Linked DNA regions of Mus musculus: region 2 is linked to region 1. The links are chromatin loops, found by intact Hi-C in ENCODE. Cell type or tissue: left cerebral cortex. All regions are shown on one strand. Each heading gives the region's core, and the rest is flanking DNA. Links, peaks and the distances in the headings are about the cores only.

The links. A loop is a pair of places that touch in the nucleus more often than their neighbours do. Peaks named below come from ENCODE experiments on the same cell type or tissue, not always from the same donor. Only the 100,000 strongest peaks of a DNase experiment are listed, where the experiment ranks them.
Region 2: a loop joins it to region 1, with 2.5 times the contacts of the local background. A loop is called at or near these places in 2 of 42 quality-filtered maps.

What each region holds. Positions count from the first base shown.
Region 1 is chr3:102,687,367-102,697,723 of GRCm38, reverse strand. It overlaps Gm40112 (a long non-coding RNA gene), which reads right to left and starts at 3,411. Exons shown (of 3, transcript XR_867534.3): 1 at 3,098-3,411; 2 at 2,846-3,007; 3 at 1,270-1,608. In left cerebral cortex, for the core only: a CTCF peak has its summit at 5,695 (motif pointing right); DNase peaks (open chromatin) are centred at 3,281 and 5,730.
Region 2 is chr3:102,608,107-102,618,463 of GRCm38, reverse strand. No RefSeq gene overlaps it. Among named protein-coding and RNA genes, the nearest start is that of Gm40112, 81 kb to the left of the region's middle. In left cerebral cortex, for the core only: no CTCF peak of the experiment used is centred there; no DNase peak of the experiment used is centred there.

The sequences.
Region 1 (10,357 bases), core at 3,261-8,260:
GCCACTTCACTGTGCTGGCCAGCAGTGAGCTCTGGGGGACCTGGTTGATCTCTGGCTCCCAGCACTGGGATCTCAGGTGTGTACCACCAGCTTTTTATGTGGGCTCTGGGAATTCACACTCAGGTCCTCACGCTCATGCAGCAAACATTTTATTGGCTGTTTCTTTCCACAGACTAGACATTTTAATCACAATATGCTCTCGGCCCCTGTTGTTTTACTGGGTGTGGCTTGAGTGCAAGTAGCCAAATTAGATGGCTGAGTTTCCACTTGGCGTAATGGTGCTTTCTGAATATATGAAAGGCTTTGTCCTGGAACTCTGCGGGTTTGTGACCTAGGGAAGATGAGGGCTCAGTCATGATGCTCAGGGGAGGCAGAGCCATGAGCTATGGCTCTGCCCCTATTTCTGCATCCCTGAGGACAGAGCAGGGGACAGAACCATGTCTAGTGTGGCTGGTGGTATTATCCATGTGCTTGCAGGTCTGTCTTGTGTTGAACAGTGATGGGGAGCCAGTCACTCTTCTCCCTGAACTAGTTACATGCTACATGCTCTCTCACAAATGCTTCTGGCCTTCCTGACATGTTGCATCTAGTAACTTATCATAGACAGGGAAAATGGTAGCTTCTCTGCCTGTGAGGGTTTTGTAATCTAGTTGATGAGTTAACAAGACAATGGAAGTAGGCAAATTAATGTTCCAGAGAGTAACACAGACACAGAGACACATATGTGAACACACACAGACACTCTCATATACACACAGACATATAGAGACAGACAGACACACACACACATACAGAGTCACAAACAAACACAGACACACAGAGACAGACAGAAGACAGACAGACAGACACACACACAGAGAGAAAGAGAGAGAGAGAGAGAGAGAGAGAGAGAGAGAGAGAGAGAGAGAGAAAGAGAATATCAAAGCCAGAATAAGGTCTAGATTTTGGCTGAATGTAGGAAGCAGGGGTTCATCTGACAGGCTACCAGGAATTGCAGGTGTGAAGTAGGAAGCGCGTGCCCCCAGGCCATCATGGAGGGACAGGAAAGACAAGTCTGAACACAGGGAGTGGGTGTCACTGTGGTTCTACCCAACTTCCCTCCTAGCTCCAGGCTCTGGCAAACAGCCTTTTTGATTTTCCTACAAGACCATTCCTTGATTGGGAGGGTATCTGACCTAACTGTAATTAAACTGTAGGCTTGGGTAGGTGTGGCTTGTGTGAAAAGGTGATCTAAGGCAGCTTGGTTTCCCCTGGAATGGTTCTGAACTGGAAGACACAGAGAAAAGGGGGCAGTGGTGGATGGGAGTGTGGGCCAATTTTCTCATGGCTACGAGAAAATCCCCTACAAATACAATTAAGGAAGGAAAGTTTATTTGACTCGTGAGTGTGCATCATGGTGGGGAGGCCTGGGAGTGACGCGTAGGGCAGCTGGCCTTGTGTTGTCTGCAGCCAGGAAGGAGAGGTGATCAGCTTACCTCTGCCTTTTAGCAAATTATTACAGGGAGCTGAGGAGCTGGGTCAACAGTTGAACTCCACGTGATAGGAGAGAGCTGAGTCTCACAAGCTGTTCTCTGAGTTCCACACATGTACTACACACATGCACATTCACTGTAAAAGGAAAGAAATGTTAAAATTGTAAATAAGTATTTATTTTATTTTATGTGTATGAATGTTTTGCCCACATACATGTATATGTGCTCGGTGCCCACCGAGGTCAGAAGAGGGCATCAGACCCCCTGAAACTGGAATTATGAGTGGCTGTGAGCCACCTCATAGGTACTGGGAACCAAACACTGGTATGGGGGGGGGGAGTCTTCCTGTAGAGTCCACTTGGCAGAACTCTTGGTTGTAGCAGGAGAAATGTTCATTTCGCTTTCCTCCAGAACATACGCACCATTTGAGATCAAGTTATCTCTTCACAGTTAGTCTGATTAACTGAAGAATGGCAATGCTGCTCTTAGGGCCTGAGGAGGGGCAACATGATGAAGGTTAAGGGTGGAAGAGAATAGTCCAGAGGGGACCAACTCCCCTGCTGCCCTGAAGCCCAGAACTAGGTGGAGGGTATCTGTTCTCTCCCCGAGATTCCAGGGTGGCTGGCCCTTCTCCTCCATGGTTCTTCAGATGCATTTAGCACATGGTCTTGGTCCACGTCCTCCTGGCATCCACCATCTACTGTTTGGGCTATAGTCTGTGTTTGTGTCTAAGGGTGAGGGTGGTAGAGTGTTTTCCATTCCTGGACCCTGGATCTACAGTCAGGGTCTCATCTTTGGCATTGTGCTGGACACCTTTACCAAGTCATTGGCATCTCCATGCCTCTGTTTCTCTCATGTGAACATGGAAACCATGCCATTGGCTGGCCAGTCGCAATGCCAGCCTCTCTTCTAGAGGTAGAGGCAAAATGGCTGTTATTGGAAGAGCTTTGTTAGTGGAGCATGGTGCCAAGTGAGAAGGCTTTCTCCTTGTAAGGACTGTCCTTCACCATACTCCCTGCTCTTTCTCAGAGCTGGGCCAAAGCGACATTAGTACACTGCAGAGCAGACAGGGGGAGGTCAACAAATAGCTGTTGAATGTGATCATCTCCTGCTCCCGCTGACTCTTTGTTAACACTTGTCTGGGGCCTCTGCAGGACTAGCCTGTGCTAGTGACGGAGCCACTCAGGGTGTACGTGACCACGGAAGGCTTCAGAGCCTTGCCAGGAGAGTATGATGAACCCCAGCCATGCCCCAAAGTTCAGTGTATTTTGGAGGCATGGAAACAGGGTGAGTGAATGACTGAGGTGAGCTAGTGGCTCCTGGGACCCACCTCACTAATTGGACAGAGGTAGGGTAGGGCAAAGGAAACTTACTGGTTTCTTCTAAGAACCTCCAGAGGAAGTAGCTTCCAGGAACAGGTGAGCTGAGGGTGGGCTAGGCTTGCCGAGAAGGCGGTCACAGAACATTACAGACACCTGAGGGTTAGTTGTTTCTGACGCTGAGGTGGCCAAATGCCTTCAGGGTGGTTCATTTCCCTTGATGACAGATCAGTTAGAGGTGTTTATTTATGTACTACACACAAAAGGGAGACATTTTAGAGAAACCCTAAGTAGAGATTTCTGTACCTTGCATCTGATAGAGATGCCCAGCCTTATTTTTTTTTTGGACCTGGAACTTAGAAATGGGGAAGAGGTGGGGGCAGGACAGAGAGAGCAGGCATCGTGATCCAACGTAGCTCAGTTTAGAATTGAGTTCAGCTGCAGCTCATTTCCTTTCGGCGGATGGTCCACTGCCCAAACTGAGCTCCCATTTGCTTGCTATTATTGTGGATAACTGTCATGCTCCCAATACTTCCACTTGGCCTCAGCTTCAGAAGTGACTGCAGCGAGTGTCAGGCATCCAACCACTGATCTAACTTCTCAGTATACCCATCTACTGGGAGTGAGGGGCAAGGGCTGCACCTTCCTGCCATTTAACTGGACAGCCAGTGTGGGCCTTCACATCCTCCTTCAGCTCCAGAAGCCTCCAACATGACCCTAATAGGAGGAAGGAAGGGAGGTACTGAACCCTTTAGTCCCATTTCCCAGTGGAAAACTGAGGCACTTATAGAACCGAGGGGGGGGGGAACCCTGAGATTTGGCAAAGAGTGGCTGCCATCTTCTGTGTGTGTGTGCATGCTTGTGGGTGTGTGTGTGTGTATCTCTCTGTGTGTGTGTCTGTGTGTGTGTGTTCCTATTCCTTCCTCACTCCCCAAGAGGGACAGCCTAGAGATGACATGATTTAAAGAGGCCCCCCCCTTTTTTGAGGAGTATTAGGCACCTTTCATAGTGTTTCTTCTTCTTCTTCTTATTACGTATTTTCCTCAATTACATTTCCAATGCTATCCCAAAAGTCCCCCATACCCTCCCCCCCAACTTCCCTACCCATCCATTCCCATTTTTTTGGCCCTGGCATTCCCCTGTACTGGGGCATATAAAGTTTGTGTGTCCAATGGGCCTCTCTTTCCAGTGATGGCCAACTAGGCCATCTTTTGATACATATGCAGCTAGAGTCAAGAGCTCCGGGGTACTGGTTAGTTCATTAATCTGATGTGCTTATCTATAAATAGGAAATGCCAGTCATCTCTATCTTTCAGCCTTGTTGGGCGTCAGGGGAGGTCATTGAGGTTACTGGGATCTAAATGTCAGAATCTGTTCCTAAACTTCAGTGAACACAGAAGACATCAGTCAACAGTGCCCACTCGGTGGAGAGCACACATGAGGTACTGACCCAGACCCCTCACTGTTCCCATCAGTGGGAGGAGCCACATCCATTATCCTTCACACAAGCTGATCTACTGTGGGTCGGGGCTCTGTTACATTGAATTTCCTAGCCACGTTACTACAGTAGGGGAGGGAGCTAGCTGTGCGTGCCTACCGCATGCTGAGTTTGTTACATGACTCTTAATCTTCATGGTTCCAAGAGGATTGTTAACCGCTAAGGAGTTGCCTACCTGGCTCTCTTTCTCAGTTATTCTCAGCTCTCAGGGCATCTGCCTCCACTCTGAACAGAGAGCTTTGCCTCAGAGCCTGCCCGCAGCTGTTCTCTTTCTATGGTGGCTGCTCCCTTGGAAGGCCATTTCCCTTCCCATGCCATACACTGCTGCCAACCCTTAGATCAATTCCCCAGGCTGCAGACTAAACAGTCAATTACCAATTACCTCCCAGAATTTTCCTCTTAGCCACATCCAATTCCCCATATTCAAAATAGAACTTACCGTCTTCCTCATATACGTTCTCCCCATCCCTGGTTTAATGAGTAACACACCATCAAGCTCGCCCCCTCCCCACAAGCTGGAGCTGGGACTTGATTGAGAATTTCCCATTCCTGCCTCCTCGCCACACCCACTCTGTAAGCAAGTCCTGCTGACCTGCTCTCTACCACATCTCTTCCTCCATTCGGCTTCTTGTCCTGGTTCTAATTTAGACCCTCATTTTCTGTTGGCCTTCAGTCTTGTTTCCCTGAGGATCAACTTCTGTTCCCTTTCCATCAGAGTAATGCATTCGTGAATCTGTAAAATAGCTCGCTGCTTGTCTAGCTTCCTGTCATGTTTAAAGGAATGAGAAACCATAGGCTTATCCTCTCAGCCTTTTCTGGCTTTTCACCTTCTCTCTCCCCAGATGGGTCAGAGCATCTTTAGCCCCAGCTGTCTTGACTGACACACCTATAGTCCACTTGCCTGTCAACTAAACGTCTTCTCAGCTTGAGGGTCACATCTGTCGGGCAGATCCTCCTGATTCACCACCTCTGCACAGCCTCACAATAGACACACATACAGGCATACATGCACACACATGCACACGTACACGCACACATTCACATTTACACATGCACACTTACACTCACACACAAACACACACATACACACATGCATGCGCAAGTGCACACACACGCTTACTTACATTCACATATGTGCACACATGCATGCATGCACTCATACATACACATACAGGGACACACACACATGCATGCACCCCTCCCAGGAGTTGTCCAATCTCCTCACCTGGTTGAAACTCTCTTGGGAGTGATGGTCAAGTCTTAGTGATATGTTTCCCTGGCGTTCATCGTGGCGTTTAGCACACAAAGAGAATTCAACCCGTGCCTACTGAATAAGTGAGTGAAGAAGTTACAGAAAATGTAAACCCAGGCTAAACCCAGAGCAGAGGGGAGCCAAACTCTGGGTCCTTCCACTAGAGGGCACTCTCGCCGTGCTCTTCCTAGGCTCCTCAACCAGCTGTGAGAGAGGCTGGCAGAGGCACTCAGGATCTGGCAGCCTGGCTTCTTGCTGGTCTCCTGTCAGTCTCTTCAGATGCATCCTTTTTTCTCTATGTACTCTTCTCTCACGCCATGCTTGACACACATAATGTTTGGCTACAGCAAATACAGACCCTTTCTCACTTCTTAGTTCTGACCAGAAATGGTTTAAATCATCAGTGAATATTAATTATTGACAAGCTTTGAGGGTTCCAGCCTTCCTGCTGCTTTAATGTTTCTGAGCAACATGAGGCATTACTTTGCTATGTTAGTGGACATATGCTTTTGGTAGGAGGGTTGGGGTTGCCTGAGAGACCCTCAAATTGAACATGTTCCCAGGGTTGCCAGGCAATGCTTAGCCTTGACCAGGGCACATATCCATCAGTGCACATCTCGCGGCACACGCCTAGATGTGAAATAAGTGTCACTTGTAGTCTTCAGCCTCATTCGTAACGGCCCCTCTTCATGGTCCATGGGCCCAGCTGGGAAACTACACTTACATTCTTGCGTTCAGTACTGTGTGCTTCTCTTTAGAGACATTGGGGATTATGCAAAGGGCCATTCTCAGAATGATCCAGGTGGTGGGAGTGGGCAACTGGGACATCAGTGTCAGCAAAGGGGCTGCAGAGGAAAGATGCTGTGTTGGGGGCTTTGTCTCTCTTCACCTCATGACGCGGGGTTAAAGTTTATGATTTAATTCCAAGGGCATTCCTAGAACTTGTTTGTAGGGCAGAGACAGGGAAGTGGGAGACTAAAGGAAGTTTAAAAGCCATGAACTAAGTAAGATTAGTGTTTTTGTTGTTTGTTTTTCCTTTTTGTTTTAAATCAGGAGGCTGGTGGGGTGGGTATTGTGGAGAGGGGTCCAGCCTGCTAGGCTGGAAACAGCCAAAGAGAGAGTTTTAGGAGGAGGCTCTACCTTGGTCAAAGGGAAACATGGGAAAAGAAGATTATAAAAATACCTATGGTTTATTATTTGATTGCTTTTTAATAATCTTAAAAAAATCCCAGAACATTTTGATTGTCTCCCATTCTTGGTTGTTAGAGTCTTGTTTAAGTGAGACTTTATTGAGTCAGGAGCACAGGGAACTCTGGGATTGTATGGGTTAAGTGAGGAACATGGTGTAACAACTATCCAGTTGTTCAAGGGTGCCTGGTCACCCTTGAACAATCCCCACTGTCTCCAAAAAGATATTCAGAATGAAACATGAGAATTTAAGTGTAGTTTCCCAGCAGGAAGCCCCATGGAGCACTGTGAAGGGTAGCTGTTATGAATGAGGCTAAATGTTCACATAGTATTCTTTAAAAAATAACAGTGAAGCCCATTTCACAAGGGCAGGATGCCTCCTTTATGACGTGAAAGCCACTGAGTTTGACTGAGCATCTCTGGAGGAGATCCTGTGGCTTCTACAATCCCTTTCGATCCTGAAGTCTGTGGCTTCCTTAAAACGGCAGGTTACCAGGCCAGCGGGGTGTTTTACCTGCTGCATCCGGAGACCAACGTTAGTGTGTGCCAAGGAGGGGTGCACAAGGAGATGGTGGGCTTCTGGTCTGCCTGATGGGGAATCCTTTCTAGTAGCTAAGTTAACTCCAGGATCCTGTCACCCTTCCTCCTGACCACTAAGGGGTCATCCTGCATCACCTGCGTAGAATCAGAACCGTTTTAGCTTCACAAACATCTGCTGAAAACATCCTATGTTTTGCAACAGAGTCGGTGCTGCCAGTGTTTCTGAAGCACAGTGACTTAAGTTCAACTCTGTGAGAGGCAGAGCTGTGGAAGCAAATGGCTGTCAAGATGTCTGTGAATGGCTGGAAATATGCACCGGAAGGCAGTGATAACAGGCAAGGGGATGCTTTGCTGAAAAGCCTGTGTGTGTGTGTGTGTGTGTGTGTGTGTGTGTGTGTGTGTGTGTGTGTGTGTGTGTCTGTGTTTGAATGTTCCTGCATGTGTGTACATATGGAAGTTAGTGGACAATCTCAGGTGTCATCCTTAGGAATACTACCCACCTTCTTGGAGACATGGCCTTTCATTGACCTGGAGTTCACCATTAGACTAGGCTGGCCAGAGGGCCTTAAGGATCTCCCTGCCTCTGCCTCCCCAGCACAGGGATTCCAACTGTGCACCATCACACCCAGCATTTTTGCCTGGGCTCTGGGAATTGACTTGGGCCAAGTATTTTCCAGCCGTGTTCAGTAAAGAGCGAGTGGGGCTTCCCAAGCCAAGAAAGACAGGGAAAGGGCACGCTACAGAATAAAGACCAACTGTGCAAGGCCAGGTAATGACTGAATGGGAGATCTAGAGCCAAGGAGGAGTTAGGAGCATCCTGGCATCCTTAAATCTCAGTGCTCTTTGTTGGATCTACTGCGCCATTCTTGATGTTTTTATTTTATGGGGCTGATGTTGGTGTTCTGATCAGAAATGCATTAGGGCTGTGTGTGCACATGTGAGTGTGTGTGTATATGTATGTGTGTGGATGTATGAGTGTGTGTGCATGGGTGTGTGTGCATGGGTGTGTGTGCATGTGTGTGCATATATGTGTGTATGCATATGTGAGTGTGTGTGTGTGTGTGTGTGTGTGTGTGTGTGTGTGTGTGTGTGCTTGCGTGTGTTTTCATTGATGGTACAGTGAAAGTGGTAGCTATGGACTCACTGCCCCTCTGTCTCCTCTGTGTGGGTTCACTCTGGGATGTTCTCTTCCTCTGGACACATTCTGTTGGACACATTCAATTTGGGATTTTAAAAGGTTACTAGGTTAAAGCTGTTCTTACGGTTTAGATTTGTTTCGGGTCTTTGGATAGAAAAATTCCCTTGCTATTTGTTTTTCAAATTTCTCCCTTCTCCCTCTCAGATTCCATGCTTGTTTAATCTTGTTTAAACAATTAGAGTCACTTTGAGGAAGCCACAGTTGGAGCACTTTGGGGAGGGGGCTGGGGCTGACATCGAACTGTTCTCGCTTCTTCTAGGGCCTTTCCCACACTTTGCTCTTCTGCCAGCTGATTATCACACGTGAGAAGGCACCAGGTGACACAGCTCCTCTCCAAGGGCCAGCTCCTTCTGGATGCTGGGTGGCAAAGGCTTGCCCTTCCCATGTGCGAGAAGAGGAGTGTTTTTGTTTTGTTGTTGTCTTTTTTTTTTTCTTTCTTCACACATTTAATTAAAACTCTTGGGCCTGATTTAGGCAAGACTGTGAGAGAGGCAATGTGAGGCCTGGGCAGATGACAGCTGAGAGAGTCTCTGTTCCATCCTGTTTCCTCCAGGGCGCAGCTGGGTCTAGCCTGGGCAGAGACCCTTTGGTTTAAGGCATGCAGACACCTTCTTCCTCCCCTGCTTCACGTCTGCTGGGGCCTCAGCTTCTTGGAGTTGGTCTGTGACTCCTGATGGCTGGGTGGTGGGGGCAGGAGCTTCCACACACCACTGATACCAAGGGCTGGTAAGGCAGTTTCCTGGAGCCTGGTGGAGCCTGAGGGCTGAAGTTTAGGATGCTTGCAGTAGGAGTGTGAAACCCAGTGATTCATGGGCAGGTGTGAGAAATTGGGCCAGGCGTGTTTAAAATGTGGCTTGCTTAGTTCTTGTGATAAGGATCATCAGTACCTTCCTTTCACTGGCTACATTACGCCCATCCTCAGGAGGTTGAAACTGAGGCTTGAGCAGTCTCCTTAGTTAAAGAAATGGCTTTGGTTCCTGGAGTGATAGCCGGCTAAGTTTAAAACCTCGTGCTATTCCATAACCATTTACATGGGTAGAGTGGAGGTAATGGCTTGAAAGTCACAACGATTTTCCAGCCCACCGTCAAATGCAATCTACTGAATTTCCTCAAACGAACAAGGAACAGTCCTCTTCCAGCAAACATACGACTGCAGTCTATTCATGCAACATGAAACCACAAACACAAGCATCCTGGGTCATGAAAAGCAGCTGCTGGAAGACACAGGCTCCGTCTGGGGTTTTCCCATTAATCGTTTCTACCCATTCATTTATTTTGGGTTAGGCTAGTTCTGGCTAACAGACAAGTGCTAACAGGCACCAAGGTGGAGCAAAAATGTACGAGAGTCTCCAGCTGAGAAAAGTCTGTATGTTCACATATTTTTAGTTTACTGGGAAGGATGGTGCTATTTATTTTAAACAGTGCACCCCCACCCCCCAAGGCATACTTCCTCAGCAACAGCCTCTAAGAATCTTCAACTTGGAGCCACACTGGGCATGAATAGGGGAAGCAGGTGTGTGCAAAGGAGGGCTTGTCCCAAAGTGTGGATCTTGCTTCTGAGCCCTGGGTGAAGTTGCATACCGTCTCATAGCCAATCAATCTTCTATGTCCTTTCTGCTCAGGTTATCGTCAAAATGAGCTGCAATGTTCAAGTACACCGATCGGCTTATGACTTTGGCCTGAGAGTGCCAGGGCAGGGTATAGGTAGGCAGACACTATCTTTCTAGAATTTTAGAACTGGTTGGGGAGGTAATGCCTCAAGTGGATTTCCTAGAAGATTGTCCTTTTCCTAGAAAGTTCTAGAACAGTCACAGACTCACACACTGTCTTACTCCTGTCTTGGTCACATTCTTGTTGCTGTGATAAAACACCATGACCAAAGCAACTTAT
Region 2 (10,357 bases), core at 2,893-7,892, 79 kb after region 1:
TGGATTTATAATAACACCTTTCTTTTTATAGACATTCAGATTATTTCTGCTCTGTTCTTTTAAAAGTCTCATTGAGATTCCATCTCAGTTCAGTCAGGACAGTTATCATTAAATAAAGTAAACAAGGTCTGGCTAGATAGCTTCACAGGCGAAGGTGTGTGCCGTCAATTCTGATGAGCCGGGCTTGATTTCCACTGCTCACGTGGTGGAAGGAGGAAACAACTCCTTTAGTGTGTGCTGTGGTATGGACACACACACACACACACACACACACCACTAAACAAATAAGTAAAGAGGAAGTAAACAATAAGAAACATGGAAGGAAGGACGTGGGCACACACCATTTGTAGGGGGGTAACTTCCACCCACTATGGAAATTAGCATGGAGGGCCTAAAAATCTAAAAAGAGAACTACCCTAAGACCCAGTTACAGGGCCTCCGGGTATATTCCCAAAGGAAGTTAAGCAGGCCACAGAGCTCCCTGAATAATCCTGGTTACTGCAGCACTCTTGTGAATACAGCAGTCAAGCTATGGAAGCAGCCTGTGCACAGATTGACAGACAGACAGACAGACAGACAGAGAAACCACGATATGTATACATAGTAGTTGTATTTGGCCATAATGGAGATTGAAATTATACCATTTGCTGGAAGACATTGGCAGCTAGCGATCATTCTGTTACATAAAAGAAGCCAGACTCACAGAGAAAAACATTGTGGAGTCTAGATTTCATGGAGGTACATTAATATTGTATACACATAGGTATACATGGCATGAAAACAGAAGGGAGTCTTTGGGAAGGAAAGAGATAAGTGGATGGGGTGTTGGGGGTGAAAAAGGTCAAGCACACAAGGTACTCTAAATATATCTTTTAAAAATATTTAAAAATTTAATGAAAAAGATAATTACATTCCTCCCCTTCCATTCCTCCTTCCAACACTATCTCACCCTACCCATTGAAAGGGATCTTTATGGACTATAATACCAGATATAATGAATATACAGTGATAAAAATGTAAAAACAAATCTGTGCTTATGCAAATATTCCACGTCTGATGTCTTCAATATGTAGTCACCAGCCGTCTTGACCACTGAGCCGATGTGGTTACTAAGGAGAACACTTGTATTAAAGCAACTATGCAGCTGGTGGACATTCGTTGTAATATAACATGGCTCTGGGCTCCTATTACCCAACTGTCACCCAGGAGGCTTGTAAAATTTACATTTTTATTAGCAGAGTATGAGAATGCCCACCTCCTCGGCCCATTGCTAACAATGGCATTTATTAGTTTCTAATACAGTATATTTACTTGATAAGAAAAAAATGAAATGTAGTTTCTTTTTAACATTTCTTTGAATACTTGAGTTAGATGTATTCCCATATATTTTCTATGAAAAAAAAAGAAAATAGAAGGTTTACACAGGAAGTCCAGCAACCAAATAAGAAAAAAATCCAAGAAAGAGTCCAGAGAAAGCTAGAGAGGTAATTATGAATGAAGTAAGATTTTCCAGAAATGAAGGCTGTGAGTCCACAGGCCCACTAAGCATCCAACATGATGGTTAAAAATAGAGTCCCTGCTTGCTCCCGGATGCTGGTGTACTCATTTGTCAGAACTCACAATACGGTTGCTGTAGTTGACAACCTTTAAAAACCTCTTGGTTTAACAAAACCAAATTCTACTCTTCACTTCTGCATCTCAGGTGGCACTCTTCCCCCTTGTAAATATGCCACTTAGACTTGTCCCTGAGATAGTTGTCCTGGGGAAAAACAGAACTTCCTTAGTCTACAGATGACATGTGCCACTTTTAAAACAAAGTAATATTATTTATTTGTTTTACTTTCATGCATGTATACAATGTATCTTATTATAGCCACCCCTTGGTAACTTTCATTTTCCTCAGTACATCTCCCTCCCAATTTAATGTCCTTTTCTTTATTCTTTCTATAACTTACTGAGCTGATTAGTGCTGACCATAGGCTTTTGCATGTGGGGACCATCCACTGGGGCATTGAGAACCCAATGCTGGCCATGCTTCCAAATGATTCTCTCTTCCCTAGCAGCTGTCAGACTGCCCATAGCTCTCTAGCCAGGGCTGGGGCCTTAGCTACCCTTTCCCAGGTCCTTGGCCAGACCATGGCCCCAACCTAAAATAGGCAGCCTGCAGAAGCACTACCAAGGGCATGGACCTTGGGGCTTGTAAAGTGGCAGTCTTACACATTTTCCTTACGAGACTGGTTATAACGGAGGGGCAGAAAGCAAAATTGTTTTTATTTCTCAGTGTTATTAGTGAAAGTCAGACGACAATGAAGTACCACTTTAAAAATTTCCAAAGTAAGCAATTTATATCTAGAATTCTATTCCTAGCCAAGTTAATAATCAAGAGCCAGTGTAAAACAAATCCATTTTTAAACACCCAAGACATTAACTATCGGTCGTCTATTCTTTCTCTGTCAGCTAGCAGGGTGGAAAGCAAATCAGGAAACCCAGAATTCAGAGAATGGGTGGGGGACTTTTTAGGGTCTCTGTTGCTGTGGCAAAACACCATGACCAAAAGCAACTTGAGGGAGGAAAGGGTTTATTTTGCTCACACATTATAGTCCATTATTAAAGGAAGTCAGGACAGGAACTCCAACAGGGCAGGAACCCGGAGGCAGGAGCTGATGCAGAGGCCACGGAGGGTGCTGCTAACTATCTTGCTCACCATGGCTTGCTCAGCTTGCTTTCTTATAGCACCAAGGGTTATCAGCTGAGGAATGGCACCACCCACAATGGGCTGGGCTCTCTCACATCAGTCATCAATCAACAATCAACAAAATGTACCACGGGCTCCCTTACAGGCCAATGCAGTGGGGGATTTTCTTAGTTGCATTCCCCTCTTCCCAAGTGACTCTAATATAAATGTAACTAGCACAAGACTCAGTGTAGGAAAAATAAACCAGTTATCAGGGTCCAGGAAAGGTGGGTTTTTAGAAGGGAGCTGCACACGTGTCAGAGAAGAAAGACAGAAAAGTGAATGTGAACCCAAGAGAGGATTCTGCAGGGAGATGTAATTGAGACTCTTGGTGTAGCTGAATATGTTGGGAGGCTATTTAAACAACTGTCAACAAGTTACCAGGGAAAAGAAGAAAACGGTAAGAAAAAAGATATTACTAAATCTAGAGAAAGCAGAAAATGTGCAGAGAGGGAGTGGAATTATAATTTACCATATAATTCAGCTATGAATTGCATAACTGTAATCAGCATATATCCCAAATACTGACCTTATCAGAATTTTCTCCAAGTGTGTTGGGATGGGAGAAGAAGTGTGAGAAAATCAGGGAGGGAAATTAGTTCTCCTCTGGAGAGGTGGGTCTGACATTTGGAGCCCAGCATGGGACAAAGTGAAGAATTGGCTCTTCATAACATATATTCATGTGCTATCTGTAAGATTAAGGCTAAATAAAAACCAAACAGTAAAAGACAAAGTGTGTGTTGTATCTGGAATGTTATGGCCTAATTAAAAAGCCACTTATGACCTTCTACCCTATGCAGAGTTGTCAGTGACGTCAGCAAGGATGATCAAGAATGGAAGGAGTTACAGAGACAAAGTTTGGAGCTGAGACGAAAGGATGGACTATCTAGAGACTGTCATATCTGGGGATCCATCCCATAATCAGCTTCCAAACGCTGATGCCATTGCATACCCTAGCAAGATTTTGCTGAAAGGACCCAGATATAGCTGTCTCTTGTGAGACTATGCTGGGGCCTAGCAAACACAGAAGTGGATGATCACAGTTAGCTATTGGATGGATCACAGGGCCCCCAATGGAGGAGCTAGAGAAAGTACCCAAGGAGCTGGGGGGGATCTGCAACCCTATAGGTAGAACAACATTATGAACTAACCAGTACCCCCCGGAGCTCATGTCTCTAGCTGCATATGTATCAGAAGATGGCCTAGTCTGTCATCAGTGGAAAGAGAGGCCCATTGGTCGTGCAAACTTTCTATGCCTCAGTACAGGGGAACGCCAGAGCCAAGAAGCGGGAGTGGGTGGGGAAGCGTGTGGGGGACTTTTGGGATAGAATTGGAAATGTAAATGAAATAAATACCTAAGGGGGGAAAAAAGAAAAAAAAAGAAGAAGAATAAAAAGGCTAGAGGCCTTCACTCTGTATCTACTGACCATGATGTGGCCGTAGTCTCATTCAAGGCTCATCATGAGACTTGCACATTTCTGTTTTAAAAAAGTCCTGCTCTTCTGAAGGTCCCGAGTTCAAATCCCAGCAACCACATGGTGGCTCACAATCATCCGTAACGAAATCTGATGCCCTCTTCTGGAGTATCTGAGGACAGCTACCATGTACTTACATATAATAAATAAATAAACCTTTGGAAAAAAAAGTCCATTCAAGTGGAGGCTAATATCACCGTGCCCCCGTTACAGCCTTAAGAGAAAGCTGAGAGGCAGGGTGGTGGTAGCCTGCTGCTTTTATCCATAAATCGGATAAAAGCGGGTGAGTTGCCTGGGAGGTACCTCCCAGCTTCAAGTCTCCGTTACTGGTCGAGTAGACAGCACACCTGGACTGTCTGCCTTCTGAGGCCTCGCCACACTGCCTGGTTATTTAAGGTGGGCAGGTGCCGAACCTGTAAGAACCGGATGTTAGACTAGTTTCTTCTCCGGCCACAATATCTGCTGTAGCCTCCTCCTCACTTTCATAAGACAGGTGCGCTGCTGAGACATTGTCCCCGAGGCCCTAGCTAGCAGACAGGCTAGGTGACTGGCATCGCTCATCTGGAAGAGAGGTACGTTAAAGCCGTGCATCTTCCCCCTCCTCTGACTGCAGCCTGGTGATCTCGAGCCAGGCAGTACTTGCCTGCCCCCAAGCCCATCCTCAGAGGGGATCAACAGAGGGGGTCCCACTCCTCTGCCACGTGAACTCTGATTTCTCTCCAGAGACTCAACTATGCTGTATCTCTTTGGTGCTGCATCCTGCGCACCCTTCAGAGCCTCTGCCATGCTGTTGCCTCTGTCTGTCTGCCTGCAGCGCCAATAATTCTCTCAAAAATTCCTTTCTCCTCGGTAGTCTATCTCAGGGTTCTCTTGAACTTCTCTTCTCCAGAAGCTAACAAAGGCCAAGTGGGTAAGCTTGGAGTTGGCTGTGGTTGTTGGCACAACAGTAAACTTATTCGACCTAGTTCAAATAACAATGTAGAGTTTTTTACATTTTAGTATTACTCACACACACACACACACACACACACACACACACACACACACACACACACACACTTTCAAATGATGAACCATTTCAGGTGCAATCAGTCCTTCTGAATACGTACGTATCTTTTCCCTCACCAGAGAAAATTACTTTTCCAAATTTGACATATTGTTTACATGCTTTCTGTATACGTAATTATTTTCTGCACATCCAATCTTTTAATTCTAAAGGACTTCATCATCATCATCATCATCACTTGTCACACGGATGTCTTGCAAGGTTTATGTATGTGCACCGTGAGCCTGCCTGGTACTCACTGAGGCTAGAAGAGGGCACGGGGTCCTCTGGAAGTAGTTACAGGATGGTTGTGAACGGCCACATGGGTGCTGGGAATCTCCCATGAGGATGACAGAAATTGAACTTGGGTCCTCTGGAAGGGCAATAAGTGCTCGTTAGTGCTGAGTCATCGCTCCATTTAAAAATTTAAACTCCAACATCTCTTTCCCCAATTCACCCCCCCCCCTCCACGCACACACATACTTAACATACCCATCTTTTTGCATTTGCCTTTCCTCACTGTTGTCTAGAATTCTGTTGCTAACCCAGTGAAGGTTTCTGGCCACTGGCCATCCATCTTTCCATGTTCTTCTCTCAGCCCCATGCCATTAGCAGGATGCTGAGGTGTTCTTACTTGTGTGCTTTGTCAGAACCTATGAGCCCAGAAGGCGTAGGCGCCTGGACCCTGGCCTCTCAGATAAACTGGCATTTTCGTGAAGCTCAGTCCATACTTGTTGAATAATTGAGGTTTGCCTCAAGATCCCCATCATTATATCCAGTTCTAGATTCATTTCCCTTTCGTTTCTCAAATGTCTAAAAGTCCCTGAGGACAGAGGGGCTAGTCCAGGACAATGCACACTGCAAATGTGTAAAGAGGAAGAATTTGGGGTACGGAGCGTCTTCCTTCCTGTGTGCAATTGGGTCAGGACCTCTGTGACCCATGGGTCTGCCCTGCTATGAGCTTTGACAGGACAGTGGTGAAGGCAGAGGCCTAGACAGGGATGAGCGTCCTCATTACGAAGGTCAGATGACTCTTGGCTTTTGCTAGTTCTTGGAACCCTGCCTAGTTGGTGTGCCCCACTTGCTGCTGTTGTAGTGCCCACCCTCCTGTCTAACTATCTTATTTGGAAGAGCTGGGGTAGAAGAATCTCTCTGCTCAGGTGGAAACTTCAGAGAGGTTATGGCCTTCCCAGCAGCTACCGAGAGACACTTCCAGGCAGAGCTGAAGGCTTAATTCACTCACCCAGAATCAAGAGCCTGCTGAGCTGATCAATTCTGTCTTGTTTACAGTTGCTCTAGGCCTGCTGGGCCCCAGGCTTTGCTAAGCCGCTTACCTCTACCTCCCCTGTGGGGGGCCAGAAGCCACACCGCAGTTCCCGTCCTTCTTCCCAACCAAGTTGGAACAGTGTCCTTTGTGGAAACCTCTTGAGTGCAAAGGACAGACACACCACAGAAACACGCCCCAAGGGTGCTGTTTGCAGGGGTAGTGGGTCTACAGATTTTCCCACCAAGATCCTGGAGCAGGGCCAGTTTGGAATTGCCCCTATCATGAGAAGGGAACAGATGACCACAGAATGAATCGTCTGTCCTCCCCTCTCTAAGCCTTTGGTTTCAGAGGCTGTGCGCTCATTGTCGGGCGCACCTCCTTTCCAAACCAGAAATACGTGGGAAAGCGAGGTCTTCTGGACATTGGAAACCAGCAACAAATAGCTCACAAAACCGCTACCCTTGCTCGAGCGACCCCTGCTATGAAGCTCCTGGAGCAGAGCCCAGAAAGTGGCTCAGGCTGGCCCCCAAAATAGGCTTCCTTACAGAAAGAAAGAGTGTGAAAAGGAATAAAAGTGTGTGTGTGTGTGTGTGTGTGTGTGTGTGTGTGTGTGTGTGTGTGTGTGTGTGAGACAGAGAGAGAGGGAGAGAGAGAGAGAGAGAGAGAGAGAGAGAGAGAGAGAGAGAGAGAGAGAGAGAGAATCTTCCCAGAGGCACTAATTTGCAGAGTGATTTCTACTGTTGCTCGCTTAGCTCAGGTTTAATTATCTGTGAAAATGATGTTACCAGCTGACAAGCGGCAGAGCTGTCAAGAATTTCACCACCATTTTCACGCCCAAGAAACTTATTTCAGATCCAAATGACCACTGTGCACTGTTGATTTTACCTTCCCTAAGGCTGTCAATAGAAGGACTCAGGCTCGGGTGGCCCCGGCAAGACTCCCTCTGAGGGAGTCCCTGTTCTGACCTTGCTTTTTCTAGGAACCCTTTCTGGTTCTAGAAAGCCTGTTACCCACAGAGTCTCGCCTCGTGCCAGGTACCTTGGTCCTTCTGTGGCTGTTCAGGGTACTCCCAACCTCTGAACAACCCTATTCGGCAGACATTGTCACCAACTCTTTTACAGATCAGCCGCATGAAAGCTAGGAGGGCTGCCTGGGGGAAGCAGCTGCCTCAGATGGTATGATCCAAGCTCATGTTCTTTTTGTCCTTTTAGCTGTTTGTCTGGTTTTCATCTCAATGTCGACTGGGAGAGTTACTAAGAGTCCCCAGAACCGCGTTCATATCTCACCATCCCTCACTTGTGCCTTGTGCACCTGGTGGCTGGCTTAACTTCCAGCTGTCACTCAACATTTCATTTCTCCTGAATACCCCGGAGACTTCTCTAGCTTGATAAGGACATAACTTTACTTCAAATCCAGCACCGTGATCTCCATTTCTGTAAATCGTTCCATTATCAATTCCCCACTAGCCCAAGCCAAAAGCTGTCTGTCACAAAACCCCATTGCTCCTTTTCACTCTTCCATCACATTCTAATGATCAGTCTCTGGCCAAGGTTCCTGCGTCAGCCTCCTCACTGGTCTCCGCTCCTGCCCTTTCCTGCCCTTTTGCTTCCTGTATACAAATAATGCAGGTTCAGAGCTCCTCAATGGCCTTGAGTGTCAGTGCATAAATTCAGAGGCCCACAGGGATTCCTTCTGAGTGCCTCCTCCCACGCTCATCTTGAATCACCTGCAATGTTCTAGCTACATTGACATCCTTCGTGTATCTTAACCACACCAAGGATTATGTTTAGGTATGAATTATCTCCTAAAAAGGTTTGTGTATCGCAGGTCCAATCCCTTCCGGAGACGAGGCTTTGACTTCTGAGCTGATGACTACATGGAGGATAAAGACATCATTTGATGGCATTATTGAGATGTGATGAAAACATTGGGGGGGGGACCAAGTTAGAGGAGGTGCATCATTGAAGATGCCACCTCTAATGACATCGTACGTCGTCCTGTATGTGATCTCTACTAATCCGTGACTTTCTGCAGAGAATCCCAGACTGACGAGTTGGGGTGCAGTTGTAACTTTCTGGGTGTGGCTGACGTCGAAGGTGATGGATGGATCATGACTTTAGTATTTTCTTGCCCAGTGGTCCTGCCCTCCCATCTTATGTAATATAAAAAAGATATTTAATAATTTCTGACCAACTATCACATGAGGGGGCCTATCCTGAGAGTCCTTCTAGTTTATTTCAGCTCCGCCCCCACACTCTTCATCCTCATCCTGGACCAACTTTTTTCTATAGCATGTATTAGTCTGAGACATATTAAATAGCACTGTAGCCTCCCTCCAGTGAAATGTACACTCCTCCGTGGGAACAGGAACTCGTTTTTGTGTTTGGTCACTGCTACAAACCCTAACATCTTTGAGAGTCTGGAGAGTGCGTGTGCTTAGAAACCACCGTTGAACAAAGGAATTAGATGCCACGAAAGAGACAATGAGCTCCACTTCTTTCTAAATAAGCTTAAGAGAATGAAAAGGTGAACAAAACCTTAAATTAGTCCTTTAATATCTGTAACTGTGAAAATGGGGAATAAATCCTCACCAATAAACAATTATTTAAATAGTTAAATAAATGTTATAAATAACATGGTCATATAGTAGACCAGAGTAAAACCATTAAAATTTAAACTTCAGAAGAGCATTTGATAATATGGAACGTGTTAAGGATACTTCACTGCAAGAGTATTAAAGAACGTGGCTGCAAACGTGTAAAATGTATTTGTATGATGCACCAACATGGCAGGAAGAAAGGGATTACATGTTATTGGAATTCCTGTGCTACCTCCTGGTGGGAACCTCCTTTGAAGGCAAGAAAGAGGGAGCGATGGATTGTTCTGTAGGCTTTGGGGACTGGAGAACTGATCTCCTCCCAAGGACGCTGTCAAGCATCTTCACGCCCTTGGGTGGACCCCATTTTAGCTTTAGGTTTGGTCATGTGATTTGCTTCCACCCATGGCTAGTGAGCTACACTCAGTGTTGATGCTTTCTTTGGGTTGTGTTTTATTTCACAGAGCTGGGGATTGAACCCAGGGCCTTATGCATGCAAGGTAAGTTCTACCATTGAGCTACACTCCTAGCTCATTGGGGGTGTTAGATTAATTTTAAAATATTAAAATGAGCTTCATTTTTTTTCCCTTTTAACCTGTAAAACTATTTCTAATAGAAACATCAAATTGTAGTATGTATAGTTTGCATTGTCTTTTTATTGGGTAGCTGTCTTCCACCCCCTGATAACCATGGAATCAGCGCAGACAAAATGGTCCTTGCTTTACACCACTAATTTTGAGATGTTTTGTATGTGGCAAAAACTACATTACCAGAAGTATTCTGTATTGTCTAGATCCTACCAGGTCATCTCCTTAGGTTGCCATGGGGAACAATCCCTCAGCTTGTGGCCCTGGGGAGCCCTGTAGAAGCTCTCCTTCCTCCCACTCATGGCCACTTTTCTCTCTGCTCTGTCTATGCTTTCTCATTCCATAGAATTCTGTTGCAGGGTGGGGGTGGGGGGCGACAAATACCACTCTGTTATCTATGACAAGATAATGAAGGGCACACTGCACACTACAGAACAAATGTTGTGTGTGTGTAGGGGTGGGGTGTTGGCAGCTTCACTTCATCATCAAGGACCTTTGTGCTCCCCTAGAGGGAACTAGAAGTCAGATCTGGAGGAAGCCGTAGAGATCATCCAGTGCAACTGCTTCCTCTTAGAAGTGGGGAAACTGAGTTCCAAAGACGTCATATTATGCACAGCATCTCACAGTAACTTACTGGGTCTGACTGAGATACT